Regions from separate parts of the Homo sapiens genome. Here all the other regions are linked to region 2. Evidence: chromatin loops called from intact Hi-C (ENCODE). Cell type or tissue: GM12878. All regions are shown on one strand.

Region 1 (8,000 bases), 480 kb after region 2:
TTGTTAACTCTAGCCTATTGTGGACCTAATTCTATCTATAATATTTCTGTCATATGAGAGATTTATGCTGCACCTGCCTAATTTTTTAAGTTGCTCGTTCTGAAAATTTCCAGCTCATAACAGGCATCTCAAGCTGCACATTCACTATTCCAGGTTAAGTGTTTAGTTTCTATTAACATTCAAAATTTTTAGGAATTTTGACATACTCCTCAAATGGGGAGTATGTCTATGCTGCAAAAGACACAGAACTCCAAGGATCTGTCCTGCAGCTCTCCAACTGGGACTTTCTAGAGACCCAATACATGATCTTTATCTACTCTTAATTCTCTAGCATCACTAGATCTGCTGAGGGGCAAAGTAACCTTAAAAACAACCTGATCTTGCTACAGAGCCGTGGCACGCAGTGGCACTAGTATTTCAATTCCCTGATAAATAGGTCAGAGCAGTATGGCCAAATGAGGCAGATCCTGTCTCCAAAATCCAAAGTGGTTCACCAGCTACTATGCATCTCTTGTAATGATGGGAAGTGCAGGGTGCAGTAAGTTGTTATCTCAGAATGAATGTCAGAAAACATCCAGGTCACCGGAATTCTGCAAGCTTCACTAATTATCATTCACTGTCAGCTCCGGCTCACAGAAGACAGGAAGCGCGGAGCTTCTCCCTGCACTTAGTATTGCTTTTCTTATTGTTTGATTGATGCAAGTCAACTCAATGTCCTTCTGGCTTAAGTCTGACACAGTAAATTCATTCTAATCTTCCCAGTTTACTGAGTCTCCTTATCCTTTCTACATTTATATGTCAAATGTAATTCTTGTCTTCACTATTTCCAAATTTAAGAAGAAATCCCAGAAACTGCTGGCTTTAGTAGTTTTTTTTTTTTAATGTTTTCTTCCTACCATTATGACTCAATTTCACTATATAGGCTATGCTGGGATTTACTTAGGGTTATATATTAAGAGGTAATCAGCAGAGCTAGGCACAGATATTGAAAAAAACAAGATTTATCTTGTAAGACTTCCATTTCAGGTAAGCTCTTTCATGGTCTCCATGTAACTTAAGCCACTGTCCTCTAGCAAGAAGGCAGAGATCTATTCTGCTTTTCTGGAGGCTTTGGTAAAATCTAAAGTTTAATATTCTTATGTACATCAATTCAAATATTGTATACAAAAAAAGTCAAGCATAATGAAAATAAAAAAATGTTAAGAGATGAGAGTTAAAGTGTTGGATAAGGAAGACAAAATATCCCTCAATATATTATCAATTAAATATGCAAATTGATAAAGTATAACATGTTTTAGGTAGAATGTTCAATGCTGGGAGAAAATCGAGCAATATCTATACACCTATAGGGTTCTCAGAGAAAGAAAATGAGATAGAAGTATGATTTCAACTGTCATTAAGGTTTGAAAAATAGATATACTAACATTGCTTGAAGTCAAAAAGTATACTTTCTTTGAGCTTCAGCCAATCATTAGCTGAGAGCAGAACTTTATTAAAAGGGCAGAAATTTGAAATCTGTTTTAAAAGAAAAATAATAGTAAATATTGGGGTGATTTTAATTGTAAAAATTTAATGGTATACATATTTATAATTAGGAAAAGCTGCAAACATAACTAATAAAGATCAACATGCGTTATTTAAATAGAAACTAAATGAAGTAAAGATATCAAAGTATCAAAGCAATCAACTTGAATCGAGACTCTATCAGCAGAGAGGTCATAGAGAAGGAAAATAAATTTGTACTAATTTTTCTACTCAGTACAGGGAGTCATTAGACATTTACTTCAGTTGCTGAATCAAGAATAAATATTTCACTTTATCTTCAAACATATGTTTTTAAATAAATTGTCTTAAAGGCAAGCACTACCACAAGTAAAACAAATTCAAACCTTCCAAATTATAAAAAGGCAACAAATATTAACCTTCAAAACCTCTAAATATAAGTAATACTCTATATCTAATATATTGTAAAGGAAACATTACAAAGACAATGTGTCCTAAAATACTGTGAGAAAACTAAGTCCAAACATATCTAACTTAGGTATATGTGTATCAAATAACTCATCTATCAAAATAAACAGGCCTTAAAACTGGATCAGATACATACCTAAAACACAGATTGAAGGATTACATATTATCTTGTTTTCAAGATAAGAGCCATCCATTCTTTCCCTCCTGTATGTAAATCTATCCTCATTGAAAGATGGAGTTCATTCATGCCCTCCCTTTTTCTGTGCATATTTTGATGAATAAAATAGAACAGATGTGATGCTGGAGGATTTTTGAGGCTAGATCATAATAAACTTGGCAGCTTCTATCGAATCTTTTGGTATGTACACAATGAGGAAGCCAGTCACCATATAAAATGTTTTAATGTTTGGAGACTTCTGCTCTGTGAGAAACAGCAAGACAGTTACACGAGGAAGCTAAGCGGAGAAAAACACTGATGTTGGACCAACTCTCTCCTCACTCATCATTTCAGCCCAAATAGCAGACATGTGAGTGATGAACCCTTCAGTCATACTCTATCCCAACTCTCATTCATTTTGCTCACTTCTATATACCTAATGCTTAAAACTGCTACAATGAGAAGCCCTCAATGACCATATATTTAATAACTTAATTTTAGAAATTGTAACGGCCCAATTTTAAAAATTGTAACTGTAAAAGCATTTAATATAGATAATCAAAAAGTCAAAGAAAATTATTAATCCACAATTAGAGATGTTAGTAGTTTCCTATCGATTTTTATGTTGTGTATATATAGGTATTTTACATAATTGATTTACATTATTAATTTTGCTACATTCTTTTTACTTATTGTTTAAATTACTAACATATATTATATCAGTATCTGTTCTACAACTCATTTTAATTATTCTACAACATAATATGAAGTTATATTTATTGAGAGCCTGCCAGCTACTACCTACTGTGCTGGGACTGATTATATACTGCTACAGAAAACAGAAATGGTCCCTGCTGTTGCAGAGTTTTAATCTAGTATGAGACACAATCAGTAAATGTTGCTTGGGTTTCCTGGAAACAAGCCTCCAAGATAGACCTTATTTTACAAGTAGGCTTATCAAAGGAGTGAATTGGAGTCAATACCTGCAGAAGACAGTAAGAAAGCAGGGTTAGGCAGGGACAAATCAAGTCCTGGTATTTTATAGAAAAAAATTTACTAACCATGGTTTAATACCTCTGGTTTACTTTAAATGTAATTATTGGAGAAGTTTGATTAATCTGTAAAAGTTGATATATCAAAAAATATTATAAAATCCAATCACAAAATAAAAATATAACCACGTCAATCCTATGTAACTTCTATTAGTGTTTTACAATATATTTGTAGGCTGTTTTTTCTATGCAGTTTATATAGTGGAGATCACTCCATCAATCAATAAATATTTACTGGAGTTCTACTATATACAAGGAAATTTTCTAGAACTTGTAGAACAGTGAACAAAACCAAAAAGTTATTGGTCTCATGAAATTTACAATATAAAGGAAGAATTTTCTAGTATTTTAATGATAATTAATTTCACAAACTATCATTTCTACTATTTATTTAGCCATAACCTTATTGGAAATACTACTTGTTTTCAAGTTCTGTTATTATGAAGAGCTCTAAGATTAGATGTCTTGAAAATAAATCTTTTCTTAATTTTAACTTTCTTAATGATGTCTTGTAGAAAAACATTAAAACTAGAATTATAAGTTTAAAGGACTTAGGCATTTCACACATTTTATAATTGGCAAATCAATTTTCAAAACATTTTTATGCAGTTATATGTGTATAATAGAAGCAGTGTTTAAGGGTTAACACACAAAGTCTGTTTAGGACAAACATCTCAATATAAAAATAACTAGAGAGTTTTTTAAAATTATGATCCTACAGATATGACAAAAAATTGTTTAGAATATCTGATGCCACACTGTAATAAGACTTAGATAGACAGATGAGAGAGAGAGAACAAACGAAAGGAAGAAAGGGGGAAGGAAGATAGAGAAAGAAAGAAAGAAAAAGGAAGAAGAAAGGAAGGAAGGAAGGAAAGAAAAGGAAAGAAAGAAAAGAAAGGAAAGAAAAAGAAAGAGAGAGAAAGAAAGAAAAGAAAGAAAGAAAGAAAGAAAGAAAGAAAGAAAGAAAGAAAGAAAGAAAGAAAAAGAAAGATGTACTTATTCTATAATTGATCCAAAGAGATAGGCTTTGTGTATTGGGCCCTATACTGCTACACTGCAGGCCAAGATTCATTAGCACACAAGCCCACTGCACCAAACTCAAAAAGTTGTACACATCCAATTATTTTTAAAATAGCCAAAAGGAGCAGATGTTTAGCCATTTACGCTTTGCATAAAACATGGAACTGCACACCAAATTTGCTAGTTAGCTATTTTTAGCACTGAGGCCATTAAAACTCCAAGCCACAACTGTCCTTCAGAGCTCTTTGACTCAGAGACTCCTGCTATGCTGCTGAACTGTATCACTTAGACACTTAAGTCCCCTCTCTAATGCCTCCCTCCCCTGGAGTTCTTTTGCCCTCCTTCTCCACTAAGCAGCCTCTTTACCAACTTCTGCGTGAGTAACTTCTCCTGCAAGCAATGTCAAAGTAGCACCCAATGAGGCTTGCTTGTGATACTGCCACCTAGTGGTTACCTCTTTTCCCCTACTCAGGCCCCAGCTCCCTCAAACTTCCTACAGCATGTATACATAATTATATGTATATGTAAATAAGTCTATACAAATTTACTTGTATATGTTTCAACAGAATATTCATAACATATTTTGTATATAGCAGTTTGGATATGTATCCAAATGTATATTTGGGTTATGTCTGTGTGTATACACACACACATACACACACAAACACACACACATACACACACACACGAGAGAGAGAGAGAGAAGGAAAGAGGCACAAGGATTGTAAAGTACAACTGAGACAACTCAGCATTCTCTTCACTAAGGTAATTATAACCCTTAGTTTCTGTATTTTCGTGTGTATATTCTTCTCCCTTTGATTTCTGATGTTTTCTTTATAACATAGAATATGAAAAAGAATGATCCATTTTCAAGAATTACTTTTACAAAAGTACTATTGGAGAAATCTTCATCTTTGTTTATGTTCTTGCTGAAGGCATTATTTAGGTAACATTGATTTCTAAAGGACTTTTTTTTCTCCATTATCCTCTGGAAAAATATTTACTGAAAAATTTATTAGATAATAGGACTGACCCTGGGCTACTGTAGCTTTCTATTTATTTCTCTATCTAAGCACTGGCATTTGTCTTGGTTTTGTGCCTGTATTATTTTTGCCATTATCGATGTTCTCCGCTAGGCATGCTTTTTTGTTTGTTTGTTTTTTGTATGTTGGTAAATAGAGGAACATTTGATTCTGCTTCCTATGGCAAAATAAAGAACTTCTTTATAAAGATCCCAGAAAAAAAATAGAGCACTAGTTAAAGTTGGGTCACTTCTCATAGAGAAATTATCACCAGCAATATTTTCCATTGATATCTAGAATAGCTAGTCCTTTATAAACTACGTATAATAATTGCAGCAGATACTATGAAAATTTACTAGTCCATTTAAAAACAAATGGCAAACTCCATGCAAGGGATTTTTGTTTGTCTATTTTCCATCTATTCTATTAGTGCTCAGATATTTAAGTATTTCTAGTGATATATGTGCAGAACAAATCATACTAATTCCAAGAAAATTTGATATCCTTTGCTATTAAGCAAGGACAAATAATTCAAACATAATGTACTACTTAAATTACTATATAATTTACTTACTTTAAATAGTAAAATCATCAAATAAAAGATAGTTACTGTCTAACCAAATTCAAAAAAATGTAATGTGTATATATCAGTTTGTTTTCATGCTGCTGATAAAGACATACCCAAGACTGAGCAATTTACAACAGAAAGAGGTTTACTGGACTTATAGATCCACATGGCTGTGGAGGTCTCACAATCATGGCAGAAGGTGAAAGGCATGTCTCACATGGCCACAGACGAGAGAAGAGGGCTTGTGCAGGGAAGCTTCCCTTTTTAAAACCATCAGATCTCATGAGACCTATTCACTGTCATAAGAACAACATGGGAAAGACCTGCCCCTATGATTCAATTACCTACCATGAGTCCCTCCCACAACACATTGTGATTCAAGATGAGATTTGGGTGGGGACACAGCCAAACCATATAATTCCGCCCCAGTCCCTCCCAAATATCATGTACTCACATTTCAAAACCAATCATGCCTTCTCAACAGTCCCCCAAAATCTTTACTCATTTCAACATTTACTCTGAAGTCCATAGTCCAAAGTTTCATTTGAGACAAGGCAATTCCCTTCCACCTAAGAGCCTATAAAATCAAAAGTAAGATAGTTATTTCCTAGACACAACAGGAGTACAGGCATTGGGTAAATACAACCATTCCAAATGAGAGATATTGGCCAAAACAAAGGGGTTACAGGCCCCATGCAAGTCTAAAAACCCAGTGAGGCAGTAAAATGTTAAAGCTCCAAAATGATTTCTGTTGACCCCATCCAGGTCATGCTGATGCAAGAGGTGAGTTCCCATTGTCTTGGGTAGCTCCACTCCTATGGGTCTGCAGGTTACAGGCTCCATCCTGGCTGCTTTCACAGGCTTGTGTTGAGTGTGTGTGGCTTTTCCAGGAGAAATATGCAAGCTGTTGGTGGATCCATCATTCTGGGGTCAGGTGGATGGTGGCCCTCTTCTCACAGCTCCACTAGGCAGTACCCCAGTAGGGACTCTGTGTGGGGGCTCCAACCCCTCATTTCTCTTCTGCACTCCCCTAGCAGAAGTTCTCCATGAGAGCCCCACCTCTGCAGCAAACTTCTGCCTGGACATCCAGGCATTTCCATCATTCTCTGAAGTCCAGGCAGAGGTTCACAAACCCCAATTCTTAACTTCTGTGCAATGGCAGGCTCAACGCCATGTGGAAGCTGCCAAGGCTTGAGGCTTGCACCCTCTGAAGCCATGGCCTGTGCCCTACGTTGGCCCCTTTCAGCCATGGCTGGAGTGGATGGGACGCAGGGCACCAAGTCCGTAGGCTGCACACAGCATGGAGACCCTAAGCCCGACCCAAGAAACCATTTTTTTCTACTAGGCCTCCAGGCATGTGATAGGAGGGGCTGCCTTGAAGACCTCTGACATGCCCTAGAGACATTTTTCCCATTGTCTTGGGGATTAACATTTAGCTCCTTGTTACTTATGCAAATTTCTGCAGCCAGCTTGAATTTCTCCTCAGAAAATGGGATTTTCTTTCCCATCACATTGTCAGGCTGCAAATTTTCTGAACTTGTATGTTCTGCTTCTCTTATAAAACTGAATGCCTTTAACAGCACACAAGTCACCTCTTAAATGTTTTGCTGCTTAGAAATTTCTTCTGCCAGAAACCCTAAATTATCTCTCTCAAATTCAAAGTTCCACAAATCTCTAGGGCAGCAGCAAAATGTCAAGAGTCTCTTTGCTAAGACATAACAAGAGTCACCTTTGCTCCAGTTTCCAACAGGTTCCTTATCTCCATCTGAGACCACCTCAGCCTGGACTTTATTGTCCATATTGTAGTCAGCATTTTGGTCAAAGCCATTCAGCAAGTCTCTAGGGAGCTCCAAACTTTTCCACATTTTCCTGTCTTCTTCTGAGCCCTCCAAACTGTTCCAACCTCTGCCTGTTACCCAGCTCCAAAGTCTCTTCCATATTTTCAGGTATCTTTTCAGCAGCGCGTTACTCCCAGTACAAATTTACTGTATTACTCTATTTTCACACTGCTGATAAGGACATACTCAAGGCTGGCCAATTTACAAAAGAAAGAGGTTTATTGGACTTACAGTTCCATGTGGCTAGGGAGGGTTCACACTCATGGCAGAAGGTGAAAGACACATCTCACATGGCGGCGGGCAAGAGAAGAGATCTTGTGCAGGGGAACTCCTTTTTTAAAAACCATCATATCTTGTGAGATTTACTCA
Region 2 (8,000 bases):
ACTATTTACAAACTAAAAATTTAACAATTTAATCACCTGAAAATCATTGTTTCTTCCAGGAATTCCTTAGATCCAGCGTGCAACCCGTTAGCATTATTTTTGTGATTCCCCAGGGATCTATCCTTAGGCACATTACATAATATATGAAAGAAAAAACTGCAAAAGATGATAACCACAGAAAATATGTTAGTATAATTTTTATTAAGTATGGCATTTTGTGGGTGGTGAACTCAGTTATCACCTTGAAAAAAGGGTCTTCATAAAGTTTTCGCTGAAAATATGACTTAAAATAACATTTAAATGGAAATTCAAATGATGGCTTTTCTACTTGCTTGCTCAGAAATTTTATTAAAAGTATTTAAGATCACAGGCTAAAATGTAGCCTAACCTCAGCTACATTTTTTTAAGGAAAAGAGAGCAACACATTTTATTCTAAACCTGTCTCCCATGCATATTTTATTTTTCTTTTGACAGTTAAACTGCACATTTTATAACCTTCATCCAGATAAGTGTTCTTTTCCCTCTCTTTCATGCCTCCCACTGATAAATAAACACAACCATCTACAATGGTTTAATAAGATAATTAGGCTCTGTTTCACTGGGTACTAAAGCCATTTGAACACTTGTGTCACCAGCATGCACTGTTAAAGATTCTGTCAAAATGAATTAAGTGTTGCATTACTTTTCTAAAAGTTTATCCCTGCTTGCTTGGAGGAGCACATGGAGACCAATTTATGAAATTAGAAAAGGGATCTCTGCACACAGGCTGCTCTTTATGATATTTCAGAGGATTTTGGTATTGCTTTCGTTGGTATTGATAATTCAAATGAAATGTGTTTCTATCTTTCCCTTTTCAAATGAACCTTTTTGCTCTTATTATAGCATCTTTCCAGTTGCTTAGCATTGTTAGTATTAGATTGTATCTGCTTCAATGCATTTTATTTACAACCATCTAATCATACTAGAAAATGAGTATAGTGAAGCTTACATAAATGATGAAAATAAAACATGAAACCTTTACAATAGACTGCCTTTGCAGCATGTTTTACAAAACCCACAAGAACAAAAAAAAGAAACATAATACAGTTTCTGATCAATGACAAAAAGCTCTTAAACAGATAATTGTATCATGCATCAAAATCTGTTATCGTTTTAAAAATGAAAATACACGCCCAAAAATATTAAGCTTCTTTCCAGGAAGTAATTTTCTTTCACAGATTATCATAACAAATACTGAAGAAGTGTGCACTGGCCTTGAAAATTTACATTCATCCTTTCTTATGATTATTTAATGTACTGCTCATAAGCAAACTTTAATAAGAGGCTTTCAGTAGAAACTTATCTACTGTCCTGTGAATTTCTTAAGCACTAATGGTCTAAAACATCATGTTTTATGCACATAATGGGTTGTCTGTAATAAAGTTTTAACTCTAAAAGTCATCTGTTTCCTGCTATGTACTAAATGTACTAAGAGGATATATTTTAAACTATTTCTATTGCTCTATACTGTGGCCTTTGGTGTATGATATTCTCATGCCTGATCTTTTCACTTTAGAAATACCTATCACACCTGCTGTATACAATTTGTTTTCAAAATGTAATGTGCTTGGTTTTCACCTTTTACTATATTTCCTTGCTCACATATTATTATTTTACTTTAGCATTATCTTTGAATTGCGCACTCTCCTTTAACAATGCTGCTATTTATTTTTGTGGTGCTGTTTGAAATAAACTGTGCTGTTGGTCTGCTTTGTCAGCTACTGTTCATCCAGGTCGTTTTCATTCAATGAGTTTACCTTTTACTAAAAGATGGCACAAACTTCTAATGTCTTGACTACTTCAGACTTTCAAAAACTGGGTTTTTCATTATTCTCTTGAATTTCCTATCCTGGTTTTAATCTATTTTTTATAAATTCTAGATCCATGCAACTCAACACAGGAAGTGAAACAAATAAAACTTACTCCAAGAACTACCACTGGAAATGTTATTTTGTTTTGAAACTTACTGTAAGTGATAAATACAACAGAATTCCAACTAACTAACCAATGTCATTCTTGGAAGAAGTGATTTTCTTTTTCAGTAGTGGCAGAGTTCACTTTCTTTGATAAAGTATTTAGTAAAAGTAAACAGGCCAAGAACAACTTGAACAGGTAAATTTTAAGGGGTTTTTTCAAACTTGACATTCTATTTTCTGAAGTTAATAATTTTATAGTAAATCTCAAAAATAAAATAAATATTTGGTGAGCAAAGAAAAAGATTTTTAAACATATTCAATATTATTTCACAGTTTTGACACTGTTGTAAACAGTACCTAATTTTTTCATGCCAATTGTTTATTGCTAGCACATAGAAATACAACAGATTTTTATATAGATTCTATATTCAACATGTCTAACCTTATTTATACATGTCTTTAGATTCCATGTGATATTCCGCACAGAGAGTCATAAGTGGATACAGACAGTTTTACTTCTTTCTTTCTAATGTGGATGTAGTTCATTTATTTTTTGCTTGATGACATTGGCAAGAATCTTCAATACAATTGTTTTAGTTATTATTTTGACAGATTTGACTTTTTATATTCCTTCTAAAACATGTGAGTGGTTTAGATATTGCAATTAGATGTTAGAATATTCCATATTTGTCTGGACTTACTATTACCCATGAATTTTATACATTCAGATAATTACTTGTTGTTTGTTAATTTCTGTTTCTTTCAGTTTAAAGAAATTTCTTTAGCATTTATTGTAAGATAACTCTGGTGGTGACAAAATTCTTCAGCTCTTGTACCTCTGTGAAAGTCTTTATTTCTCTCATGTTAGAAGGAGAATTTTGCTGGATATAAAATTCTAGGAGGAAAGTTTTTTTCTTCCTTCCCTTCAGCACTCTGAATATGTCATTCTACTAGCTCCCAGCCTGTAATGTTTCTGCTGATAAGTCAGATATTCATTCCAGTCTTCACAGTCCTGGCTTGTTTGTCCCCATTCTTCTTGAGAGGGCATTCCAAGAAATTCAAGGGGGATTGACTGTTGTGACCTAAGCCTGCAGTCACTGCATTCATTTCAGCACTAGGGTGCACTGTAAGCTCAGGAATGCTGTGACTCTTGCAGACGCCTAGATACACAGCCCTGGTGGAGTTAAGGAAGAGAATTCCCTTTGCTAGGCAAAGTCTCTCATTCTCTTTCGTCTTTTTCCCTCAGAAGAAGGCTTTCTCTGCTCTAGGCTGCCTGGAATTAAAGAAGGGTTGATGCAGGCAACTCCCATGGCCACCACAACTGTCATCATGCTTGGTCTTACCTGAAGACTATGGCTTTCCAGAAAAGCACAGTAATGGGGCTCACCCAAGGCTCATGGTTGCTACTGCCTGGTTGCTGCTGATGTTTATTCAAGGTCCAAAACCACCACCATCAGATGGTGAATCTTGCTGAGACTGGGTCCATCTCATCAGAGCAGCAGATTCCCTTCTGGCCAAGGGTATATCTAGAAATGCTATCAGGAGCAAAGGCCTAGAATCAATGGCTTTAATAATCTGTCTGAAGCTTTATTTTTCTGTGACTGAACTTGGACCCAAATTATAAGACAAAGTCCTCTGTATTCTTCCCTGTCCTTCTACCAAGTGGAAGGAGTGTCTCCCCAAGTTGCATTGCATGGATTTGCGGGGGCGGGGGGGGGGGTGACACAAGCACTCTCGTGGCCTTTACAGCTGGTGTTGCACTGATTCACATCCCAAATCCATTGCTTCGGAGACCAGCACAGCACCAGGGCTTGCCCAGTGACTGCAATCCTTGTGGCCTGACCACCACTCAAATTTATTTGGGGACCTAGGTAACTTTAATCAGCTGGCTGTGATTTGGGGACCTAGGTAACTTTAATCAGCTGGCTGTGATTCCAGCCTGGACTGACGGAGGATTCCCCTCCACCCCAGCACTGATCTAAATGTCTGTAGACACTGGCAAAATTCTGTCCTGTGTTTTATTTTGCTGCCACGGGGCAGCACTGAATTCCAATACAAAGTCTCACACTCACTTTGCTCTCCCTGCAAAGCACACAGATTCTCTTTCTGCCCTGCACTGCCTGGGATTAGGAGAGATGTGGTGTAGGCAATGCCAAATTGTCTTCCCTACCCTCTTCAGTGTGTCTTTCCTTGTTGTTATGTTAAAACAACGTGTCAGATGCATGCTAACCAGAGTGATTCCATCTTGAATAGAGGCTGGATAATGCCAAATCTACTGGATTACATTCCAAGAGGGTTAGGCATTGTTGGTCATAATATGTTTATGGTTGAGCAAATTAGTTAGTAATGCTAACCAACTAAAGACCCAGAACTTGTGGAAATGTTCCAATATTTCAAGAACAAAGAGATTTTTAGTTGAATAAGTTTTGCTTTAAATAGTACAGTCATCATTATTGCTGAAATCAATAGTTACATAGGAAAATAACAGTACTAATAGCCTGTCACAAGCTGATCACAAGCTTTTATAATAAAGTACACTATTCATAGCCATGATATCCTATATAAGCAAGCATTATGTTTAAGGTAGGGGTGTTTCTCTTTTTGCTTTATGAAGATGCTGTATTCTGTGACAGAGTAGTTTCTAATAAACTGTATTAACTTTACTATATTCCGAGACTTGCCCTGAATTATTTCTCACGTGAGATCCAAGAACCCACACTTGGAGCCTGAGACAAGAGTCCTTTTCCAGTAACAAAGATACTGTGATTGCTTCCCTGATATTTTGGTTCTTATGAAGGTGCTCTCTTTTATCTGATGTTCCTATAGGGGACAATTACTGCAGCACTCTTTGGCCATTTTGCTCCACCCTCATTATCTTCTTGTTTTTGTCACAATTTGCTCTTCCTAGTCTAGTTTTTTATGTTGGAAACTTATCTAATTTAAGAACTTTATATATTTCTAATAACCTAATTTAGTGCCATAAATTTATATTTAATTGATTCTTTACCTGAATGCCACAAATTTTGATGTGTTCTTTGTTTTTGTTTTCTACAAGATATGCTTAATTTCCTGTATAAGACTTCCTCTTTGAAATGTTATTTTAAAATATGTTATTTCCTCAAATTGTGTGAATTTTCTAAATATTTTTCTCTCATCAATATCTACCTTAATTTTATCATATTCTAGGAATATATTTTATATAATTTCCATTCTGTTACATTTTCAAGGTCTGTTTTGCAGCTCAGAAGGTGTTCTATGTTCTGTATATGCATTGTTCCTGTGTCTTTGAAAGCAATATGTTCTACATTTATCAGGTGTAGTGTTTTAAAAAAAATCAGTTAGGTCCAGTTGGTTGATAGGGTTACGTAGGTGTTTTATATCATTTCTGATTTTCTAGTTGCTCTATTTTTATTGATTATTTGTTCTATTAGTGCCTATTTGTTCTTTTAATTATGTGGGGAAAATAATTGAAATGTAAACTATGAATGTGATTTGTTTATTTCTCACTGTAGTTCTTTCAGTGTTTGCTTTATATTAGGTGCATGAATATTTAGGATTGATATGATTTCTTCAAAAATTGACCTTTTTATTATTATGAAATGTCCTTCACTGTGACTGTATTTCTTATTGTCAAGTGTACTGTGACTAACATTAATAAAACTACTCTAGCTTGGTTTTGATTAAACCTTGCATGGTATATTTTATTCTTTCATTTTGGATAACCATCTTTTTGACATGTTTCTATTTGTATAGATATAGATAGATACATCTGTATATAGTCACTTTAGTTTCTCCCTAGCTGCAGTATTTACTAGCTATGATACTTCTTAAATTTAATATTAATTTTAATTAGCAAATAATAATTGTATATATTTATGAGATACAATGTGATGTTTTGATATAGGTATATATTGTGGAATGATCAAATTAGGCTAATTAACATATTTATCATCTGAAATACTTATCATTTTTTGTGGCAAGGACATTCAAATTCTTTCTTTTAGCTGTTTTAAAATATATAATTCCTTATTACTAAATATAGTCACCATGCTGTGCAAGACATCAACAGAATTGATTACTCCTGTCTAACTGAAAATTCTACTGTTTCACCAAAATCTCCCCTTTCTCCATCCATTCCCTCCCTCAGCTTCTGGTAATTTTCATTCTACTCTCAACTTCTTGAGTTAAATTCTTTTGAGGTTCCAGATATAAGTGAAATCATGTAGTATTTTTTATTTTGTGCCTGGCTTACCTCACTTAGCATAATGTCCTCTAGATTTATCCAGGTCACAAGTGATAGACTGGATTTTCAAGCCTGAATAGGATTCCATTGTGTATAAACACCACATTTCAAAAATCTACTTATCCCTTGATGGGCAATTCAATTGTTTCCATATTTTGGCTATTGTAAAGAGTGCTGCAATGACCATGGGACACAGATATCTCTTTGATATATGTATTTTAATTCCTTTAGATATATATCCAGAAGTGGAATGGCTAGATCATATAGTAATTCTCTTCTTAATTTTTTGAGGACCCTCCATACTATTTTCTAAAATGAGTGTACTAATTTACAATATCACCAACAGTCAGCATGGGCTACCTTTTTCCACATCCTCACCAACTTTTGTTATCTTTCATCCTTTTGATAATAGTAAATCTAACAGTTACAGGTAAGTTTTTAAATTTGATCCACCATATTAACAGAAAAAAAGTGCAGTAAGCGTATATGATCATCTCAACAGATGCAGAAAAAAAATTTGATTAAAAACACCCAAATCCTTTCATGATAACAGCTTCCCATAAATTAAGTATAGAAGGTCTAGTTCTGAACACAATAAAGGCCATATATGACAAGCTTCCAGCGAACATTATATTAAACAGTAAAAAGTTGAAGACTTTTCCCCTAAGTTCAAGGACAACACAAGGATGCCTACTTTCAACACTTTTTTTCAGCATAGTTCAAGAAGACCTAGACAGAACAATTAGACAAGAAAAAATAAAATAAAAATCATCCAAATAAGAAAGGAAGATGTGAAATTACTTGTTTGCTGATGATATCATTTTATACACAGAAAACCAAAATTCATCACCAAACAACTATTAGAACTGATAAACTAATTCAGTAAAGTTTCAGGATACAATATCAACTTACAAAAATCCGTAGCATTTCTATACATTAACAACAAACTATCTGAAAAAGAAATTAAGAAAATAACCCCATTTTGATACTACTTACGATAGTGTCAAACACCACTTAGGAATACATTTAATGAAGGTGAAAAATCTATAAACAGGAAACTATAAAACATGAATAAAAGAAATTGAAGATTACACAAATAAATGGAAATATACATTGTATCTATGAATTGATAAAATTAATATTGTTCAAATGTCCCATACTACCAAAATTAAATCACAGAATCAATGTAATCATTATTAAAATTCCAATGTCATTCTTCAAATAAATTTTTTAAAAACCCTAAAATTTATATGGAACCACAAAGGACCCTGAATAGCCAAAGAAATCTTGAGCAAAGAGAACAAAGCTGAAGGTACCACACTAATAGATTTCAAAATATATTACAAAGCCATAATAATCAAAACAGCATTATGCTGACATCAAAATAAACAGGTTGACCATTGGGATAAGAAAAAGAGCTTAGAAATTCACCCACACACCTGTAATCAATTTATTTTTGACAAAGATGGCAAGAACTGATAGTGGAAAAGAGACAGTGTCTTCAGTAAATAATGTTGGGAAACTGGAAATCCACATGCAGAATTAAAAAGAACTTTTATGTCACCCTAATATAAGAATCTGCTCAAAATGGATTAAAGTCTTAAACAAAAGTCATTGAATTATACTTAAAGTGTGATTCTTGTTTACATACACAGTTGGGTCTTGCGTTTTTATTCAATTTAATAAACTCCTTTTTTAATTAGTTTTTTGTAAATTTCACATTTACTGTAATTATTGATGTGGTGAATTAAAATCTACCTACTTGCTAACTGTTTTTTATTAGTTTCTTATTATCTTTCATT
Region 3 (8,000 bases), 240 kb after region 2:
ATCACCTCAAACATTACCGCTTCTTTGTGTTAGGATATTCTAATTCTACGTTTTTAGTTACTTTTGAAAATATACAATAAATTATTATTAACTATAGTGACCCTATTGGGCTATTGAATACTAGATCTTATTTATTTTATTGAACTGTATTTTTGTGCCCATTTTAAGACTAATAATTGACTGTTTTATTTTCCTAACAGCTGAGCTAGCCTTATGGGACTGGTCATGGATCATGTTTCCCTGTATGGTCAAAGAAGAGAGACATTGTTATGGAACATAGCCAAGAATAGCATAGATTAGTTTGCAGATAGAATGTTCCTGTCATTATTATTAGTTTGCAGATAGAATATATATATTATTAGTTTGCAGATAGAATGTTCCTCTCGTTATCATAATTTCTCTCCATGATTATATGTTTCCTTTACTATATTCCACCACAAAAAAGGAAAAGGGAAAAGTTCTGTGGATCAAGGCTGAGATCACAATGTTTCTGGTATGAGGATATAAATCTCTTATGTCCATGTTCATTGCCTTTTCCTATTCAGAGAATACCTCCATAAACAAAAACACACATATAAATATACTAAAGGCATCTATATGTATAGTCAAGTGTTCTTGAGATAAAAGGATACTATAGTATAAGAACTTGACCTTGTTTAAGAGGTCAATACTAATGAAATGCACCCTAAATTCATGAATGGTCTTCACAAAAAAAAATCTTCCTTCAAAAAACAAATCAGTGAATTATGTAACTGTGCTTTCTCTGAACAAAATATCTAAGTCTTGCAATACACTATTTATGCCATCACAGAAATCAATTTTTATTGTTTTTGTATTTTGCTATTTTTCAAAAACAGAAATAGCTAAATTAGTTGTGAAGTGTACATATATTTGTAAGACTGTCCTTATTAATATGTAAAAAACTTCCTATTATTTCACAATTTACCCTTTCTCTGTAATCCTTTTACACTACCTTTTTGCTTCTCTTTGCTTTTTTTAAGTAGAACCTATTGCTATATCTTCCTGATCACTGATATTTTCTTCTAGAATGTCTAATCTGCTATTGATCACACCCAGATAAATTTGTATTTCACATATTTTATTTTCATCACGTTTCATATAGTTGTTAAAAAAATGTAATTTCTCTTCTCATTGATTATGTGTTTCTTTGAATATTTGTACCTAGATTTAATAATTCTTTAAACTCAGTGGTCTAATAATTTCATGACTTCTATCTTTTTCGAGTCTTTATATATTAACTGACTTTTACAATTATAGGTCACTTTTTTCCTTTCATTTAAAAATTAGATATTCCATATGGTTAAATTTATTTTGTTGAGTGTCTAGAGTCTATTAATCTTCCTTTCTTTAAGAATGTTTAGTTTTGCTTTTGATAGTTAAACTAGTTACAGTAGGGCCTATTCCTTTTTAGCCCACTTTAAAAGTTTTATATGACTAGTCTATGAAGAGCTTTAATCTGCCGACAGTTCACTCTGACTTCACCGTTCAATGTGCTAGTGACAACCAAGGAGGCTTTGTCTTGGCTGTTCAAGGGCTCAAAAATTTTCTTACTCTGTGTGAGCTGCAGAAGTTGTTCATCTTACACCTCCCAGTTTTTTCTTCACTGTTTCACGTACTTTTACTTAATACAAGAGGGGCCAGGCCGAACATGTAGAATGACCTAGATAGGACAACTGTGCAAATTTGTGAAGTCTTTTTGGCATAGTTTCCCATTTTTCTAGAACTCTGCTTTACAACTTTGAGCTACCTCAGACTCCAAAAACTCTTGATTTCTGCCTTTTCAACTCAGTGAAGCCCCCATACTCTGGGTTTCCCCTTTTCTCTGTCCATAGTTTGGAAATTGCTTCCCAACAGAAAGCTCAGGTAGCAATTTCATCTCTTTTGTTTCCTTTCTCCCAAGGATGGATTTGTACTGCCTATTGTCCAATTTTTAAAAATTTGTTTCACATGTGTTGTCTATTTCCTACCTGTATATGGAGGAACCGTTTCACCAATGGCTGAAAAATGAAAATCTCTTTTTTTTTCAAATTATTACACATCTATAGTTTATCGATGATAATTTCTTTTTCTTTTTCTTTTTCTTTTTTATTTTTCTTTTTTTGAGACGAAGTCTCACTCTGTTGCCCAGGCTGGGGTGGCATGATTTCAGCTCACTGAAAGCTCTGCCTCTCAGGTTCACGCCATTCTCCTGCCTCAGCCTCTCGAGTAGCTGGGACTACAGGCGCCTGTCACCACGCCCGGCTAATTTTTTGTGTTTTTAGTAGAGACGGGGTTTCACCATGTTAACCAGGATGGTCTCGCTTTCCTGACCTCGTGATCCGCTCACCTCGGCCTCCCAAAGTGCTGGGATTATAGGCGTGAGCCACTGCGCCCGCCCAGTATATCAATGACATTTTCTAAAGGCTATAACTAGGAAAGTTACTCTTTTCAAGAAGTGTATCTAGTTCTTTCTATTGTTAACATCTTTGTCATTTAAAAAAATTATATCTATATTAGCTATACAGTTATTAAGCCGTGACTTGGCCGAGCTTGCTGCCTGCTTTCTTTCCTCCCTTCCTTCCTTCTCTCTTTCTCCTTTTCTTTCTCTCTCTCTCTTTTTTCTTTCTGCAGAAATGCACTATACTCATAGAAGAGCAATTGTCACTCAATACAGATTTCCTTTTATCTTGTGTACAATGAATTATTGCACGTATATATTGATTGCACTCATCAATTGCCTTCAACCAGTCAAGATGAAAATGTTTTCCCTACTTTTTCCCATGAATACTTTGCTGTATTTCTAACAGTGAGGTTTAGAAGCTCCTTTCTTTTCTTGCTGTTATCTTTGCTCCCCATTCATAAGAGAGCTACAATATAATAGTAAATATTACCACCATAAAAAATAAATACAGAAAACACATTGAAACCAAATAAATTATTCAAAGCCTATTTCTAGGGCAAAAATGACACAATATTCAGCCTAACTTTGTCTAAAGTAAAATTATTAATATTGTGAAGCACAAATCCAATATGTGACAAGCAGGTTGGAATCCTTTATAACTAGAATTTCTCATAGAGCAGTGATTTTTGAGTTAAGATTCCCACTGGAGAGCTTTAGTCAGTTCTGATTTTTCCGGGGAACTCCTAAATCATTGCCGTTTAATCCTTTTGATGTCAATGTCAGGAAGTATTCTCCAGAAAACCAAAATAACTGGTCTCTTGAAGCTGCCTAGCAGTCTAGCATAGCACCAGAGGCTCTTTCTGATTCTTATCTATCTAAGGTTGTAAGTGAGTCCTGAAAAGGAAGAAGGGAAGGTGCTGAATTCTAACTTGCCTCAACACTTTGGTCCCATGCCAGCTCTAGATCTGAATGTAAGAATTGGAAGAGGAAATTTAGCTACAATACAATTGAAGGCCTTATTTGGTTTTAACTGCTTGATCAATGTGTTTTTAATTTTTCGTCTGACTTGCTCTATTAAATAGTTCTGAACATCAACCAAAATCAGAAAGAAAAGCTTATCATACTAATTTTGATTCAATGATGAACGTTTTGTTGTCACCCCTCAACATTTAATTCCCAAAAATAAATATTCCAAGATGTTTTCATGTTGCTACTATATTATGGTTTGTCTAGATCTTTAGTGATTCTTATTTTTCTCTTCCACTGATAATTCTCTACAGCATGCCTGATTTTGCTAGAGTCAATGAATGGATTGAGAACAGCACTTGAGGGACAGAAAACGGACACTATTCTGTGCACAAAACCAAGGAACCAAAATACTTAAAAAAAAAATAAAAGATTTTTTCAGTGTCTTAAGACCCACAAATAACCTTGAAGACAAGAAACTTTAGTTCTATTACATCTTTGGAATTGCTGAAAAAGCTGTAATAAAAATAAAAGTAGATAAACATTGCCACCCAGTGTTCAGTTTCAGGTATTGTATAAATTACAAACCTAATATCAGAGATTTTTCTTTCTTTATCCACAAGGTTCCAGATTAAGTCTTTAATCATTTATATCCTGAAAGATCTTGCTTCCTTATTTGGGAATCATATTCTATCTCCAAAAATTGATTTGTTTATTTCAATCCGATATTCTTTTCAGCATTTCGATGGCCTTGTATCTCAGAGTAGCTGGAATTTATTCAACATCCTATTAAAAATATCTAGTTTTAAATAGCGCAATAAAATATGTATGTATGCATATGCATCAGTGTACATTTTTCCTTGAATAATATTCTGTATCTTTTCATCTAAAATCATAAATGATTATAAATTTAATTTTAAAAGGACAAAACCATTATTTTTAGTTTCCACTGTTTAGTATGCATCTGCAGTCAAAAAAATTTTGGAAGGTAAATTAAGATCCATTGATGTGAATTTTCTATTTACATAGTGATATATTCAGACACATACTCAATGGGAGTTTCAAACATACATACCTCATTGCAAAGTCTGAAGTAGCATCCCCACTTTCTGTCCTCCTAAGTTCATAAACGTAAAGAAGTTACACTAAACATATGTGTTACTTATGACAACTCGTTAACCAGTTTCTTTTGCCTAAAAATATATTCTAATTTTAAATCAATTCTGTAGCAATTCATGAAAAGAAAATTTTAGTGAAACAGAGTTGGTAACAAGACAAGTAAATATTTAAAATATTTAGAAAGGTACATGGAGAAAGATACAAGAGAAGGCACATATCCTTAGGAGAAAAAGACTGGTGCCAGGAGAAAAAACAAAACTATTTTTGAATTCTAAAAATTGCCTAAATTCCAAATAGAGTGTCCTTCTTCATTTGCATCTTTTTAAAGACTAATTAAATCTCAGTATAATTCAGCATCATATATCCTGCATGCTCTAGTTTTTAAAGGAGAGGATGAAAAAGGAAAAAAAAAACACCAAAAAACTCCTACTTCTTTTTTATTTCTAGGTAGACACACTCATTAATAGATTTGTTTTAATAAATGCTATTTTTGTAATAGAAGTCATCATAATCAGTTAAGAGAGAAAAGCCTAAGAGCTTAGACTGAGACAATGCCTATTGAACAAGATGAAGAAAATAGAGCTCTCCTGAGATTTATGATTAAAACCAGGATGAGTAAAAAACAAAGCAGGAAAAGAAATAGTGTCAGTAATGTCATTTGAAAGCAAAAATCATTCAGTTCCATAAATTAGCTACGTATAGTGCAGCAGTAGAGAAAGAAGGGTATTCTTTTTGCATTGTTACAAGGGAAGTGGAAAATAATTAAATGATACTGTAATCAGAGAACAACTGTTGTATATCTTTAGCCAAAAAAGTTTAGAAAATAAAAATATCAGCTCAGTGTGATGGCTCATGCCTGTAATTCCAGCACTTTGGGAGGCCGAGGCAAGCCGATCACTTGAGGTCAGGAGTTTGAGAACAGCCTGGCCAAGATGATGAAACCCCCGTCTCTACTAAAAATACTAAAGAAAACCAGGTGGGATGGCGTGTGCCTGTAATCCCAGCTACTCAGAAGGCTGAGGCAGGAGACTCTCTTGAACCCAGGAGGCAAGAGGTTGGATTGAGCAGAGATTGCACAACTGCACTCCAGCCTGGGCAACAGAGTGAGACTCGATCTCCAAAAAAAAAATAATAGTAATACATATGTTTGTGTGTGTGTGTGTGTATATGTGTGTGTGTGTGTGTGCATATATATCCTTGATGAGTATTTTTCTAAATGCTTGTGAGCTAACATTTTAACAATGTTTGCTCTATCTTTCTTTGGTTTGAGGTTTTAGTCTGAATAAATGACAATTTTTTTAGCTTTTCATTGAAAACAGATAAGCAATGTTTTTTTAAAATTTTCTTTTTACATACTATATTTTCTGTTGTCTATGAAGGTTGTTTTATAGGTAGTGACTTAACAAATCTAAAATTAATTACCATAATTACATTTGTAAACATGAAGGGTGAGTTTTATGCAATGTGTAATTTTAAATATAGTCACAAAAAGACATGATAAATAGTTGAGAGGATGGATATGCTAATCAACCTTATTCAATCATCCTACAATGTATACACTTGTCAAAACACCACATTGTACTCCATGAATATATACAATTTATACTTTTTCAATTAAAAATTGTAAAAATTAAAAAATAGATTTTAAAAAAGAACTTTAACTCTTTCCTCAGTTACTAATTTTACTTCAGCTTGACACCCTCTCTAAAGGGTGGGGAAGAAAAGGCAAAAACCTGATTATTTGCATGTTTTGACAGCAAATTTGTGCAGAGCTATCAATTCGAATAAAGGTTTCAAAATCATTAATGTAACTTGGATATGTTTTTCTTGTTTTCTCTTTAGGAAGAATTAAATACAATAAATTTTAAGAATATATTCTTATATAATCTTCCTGAAAATAAAAAAAAACATGCCTATGTGATAAATGCCTCTTTAGAATCTTAAAAAATTGAAGTAGATATTGATTTCCCTTGCTTTAGCATTAAAGTAAAAACAAATTCACAGTAAACATAAACTAACCTATACACATTATGGGGCTTCTGAAGTCAAACTCTCATACATTTATCAAAGCCAGAGCTTTTTTACATGAGATATATGTATATGCATATATATATGCAAGATATATATATGAAAGATATATATATATATGCAAGATAAAATAAGATTGTCCTGTAATGATTTTTTTACTTATTTTCATCTTTCTGAAATGCGAGTAGATGACATTTTTAATGAAATCTGATGGTAAAGAACCAGCAATAACATAACTTTCTCTTGAATTTTATTTTCTGAACAATGTCCTCCATCCTTAACTGTTTTAATTTTCTTGCGATGGAGTCTATCTTGTTGCCCAGGCTGGAGTGCAGTGGCAAGATCTTGGCTCACTGCAACCTCCGCCTCCTGGGTTCAAACGATTCTCCTGCCTCAACCTCCCAAGTAAGTGGGATTACAGGCACACACCACCATGCCTGGCTAATTTTTGTGTTTTTAGTAGAGGTGGGGGTTTCACCATGTTGGCCAGGCTGGTCTCCAACTCCTGTCCTCAAGTGACCCACCCACCTTAGTCTCCCAAAGTTCTGGGATTACAGGCATCAGCCACCAGGCCCGGCCCACCATCGTTAAAGTTTTTCCCTCTCATACTATAATTGAGTGCAGGCCTGACTTGCAAGGTCAAAAACAGGACTAAGTGCAGTGAAAGGAAAGTGATTTTATATCTAGAACTAGCAGTGGGGAAGCAGGCATGCTACATCCCACTAGAACCAACTTCAATAGTTTGGGCTGAAGAAAAGGGTTTAAAAAGGGGAAGCTTGATATGGGAGGTCTGCAGGAGTTGTACAAGGTGCAGAAACTGTGAATCTTGTTCTAATGCCTGTATTGAGTTATGATCCACTGGGAGTGTGGGATGGTGTCATCTTGACAGTAACCAGGCTGTAGATTATTGGTTTTGAGGCAATCATTAAGTGGAGGTGAATTCTGCAGCTGGGCCTTCATGCCTGGTTTGTTTTCAGTTAGGCCCTGGAATTTCTTAATAAGCATATAGTTAGGTAACCTTGCATGGGGTAAGGGGGAACATGGTGGGAAAGAGAAGGGAGGGGAATTTCATAGTAGGTTTCAAGGCTATATTTTAAGATGAAGAAAAACAAGTTTTCTACCTTTTGCTTTGAGGTTACATCTTGAGACTGGGAAGGAAGGAGGAAAAAAAACGTTTAAAATGCATTTTGAAGCTAACCTACTCAATTACAATACTAGATATTGGATGAGAAAAGACTGTACTCCAAAACTGTGTCTTAGTGTACAGGGAGGACACATTCAAGAAACTAACCTAGAAATGATTAACCTATTGAAACGGGAAAAGTTCCCTTGTCCACCTCACAAGGCATGTGATGTGGTGTGGCTCACTTCTTCAGTGCCCTGCTGTTCAAACCTGTATGGGAACATACAGATGGGCAGGCTGTGGGGCTCCGACCCCATGGCAGTGTCTAAGGGGTGAATGTTTACAGCTCCTGAAGCCCCACTG

Evidence for each region. A loop is a pair of places that touch in the nucleus more often than their neighbours do. Peaks named below come from ENCODE experiments on the same cell type or tissue, not always from the same donor. Only the 100,000 strongest peaks of a DNase experiment are listed, where the experiment ranks them.
Region 1: a loop joins it to region 2, with 14 times the contacts of the local background. A loop is called at or near these places in 6 of 110 quality-filtered maps.
Region 3: it touches region 2 in a loop (10-fold over the local background); 15 of 110 quality-filtered maps call a loop at or near these places.

What each region holds. Positions count from the first base shown.
Region 1 is chr13:61,877,647-61,885,646 of GRCh38, reverse strand. No RefSeq gene overlaps it. Among named protein-coding and RNA genes, the nearest start is that of LINC00358, 150 kb to the left of the region's middle. In GM12878, a CTCF peak has its summit at 4,648 (motif pointing left); a DNase peak (open chromatin) is centred at 4,635.
Region 2 is chr13:62,353,409-62,361,408 of GRCh38, reverse strand. No RefSeq gene overlaps it. Among named protein-coding and RNA genes, the nearest start is that of LINC00459, 34 kb to the right of the region's middle. In GM12878, a CTCF peak has its summit at 3,074; a DNase peak (open chromatin) is centred at 3,178.
Region 3 is chr13:62,115,850-62,123,849 of GRCh38, reverse strand. No RefSeq gene overlaps it. Among named protein-coding and RNA genes, the nearest start is that of LINC00358, 90 kb to the right of the region's middle. In GM12878, a CTCF peak has its summit at 3,905 (motif pointing left); a DNase peak (open chromatin) is centred at 3,331.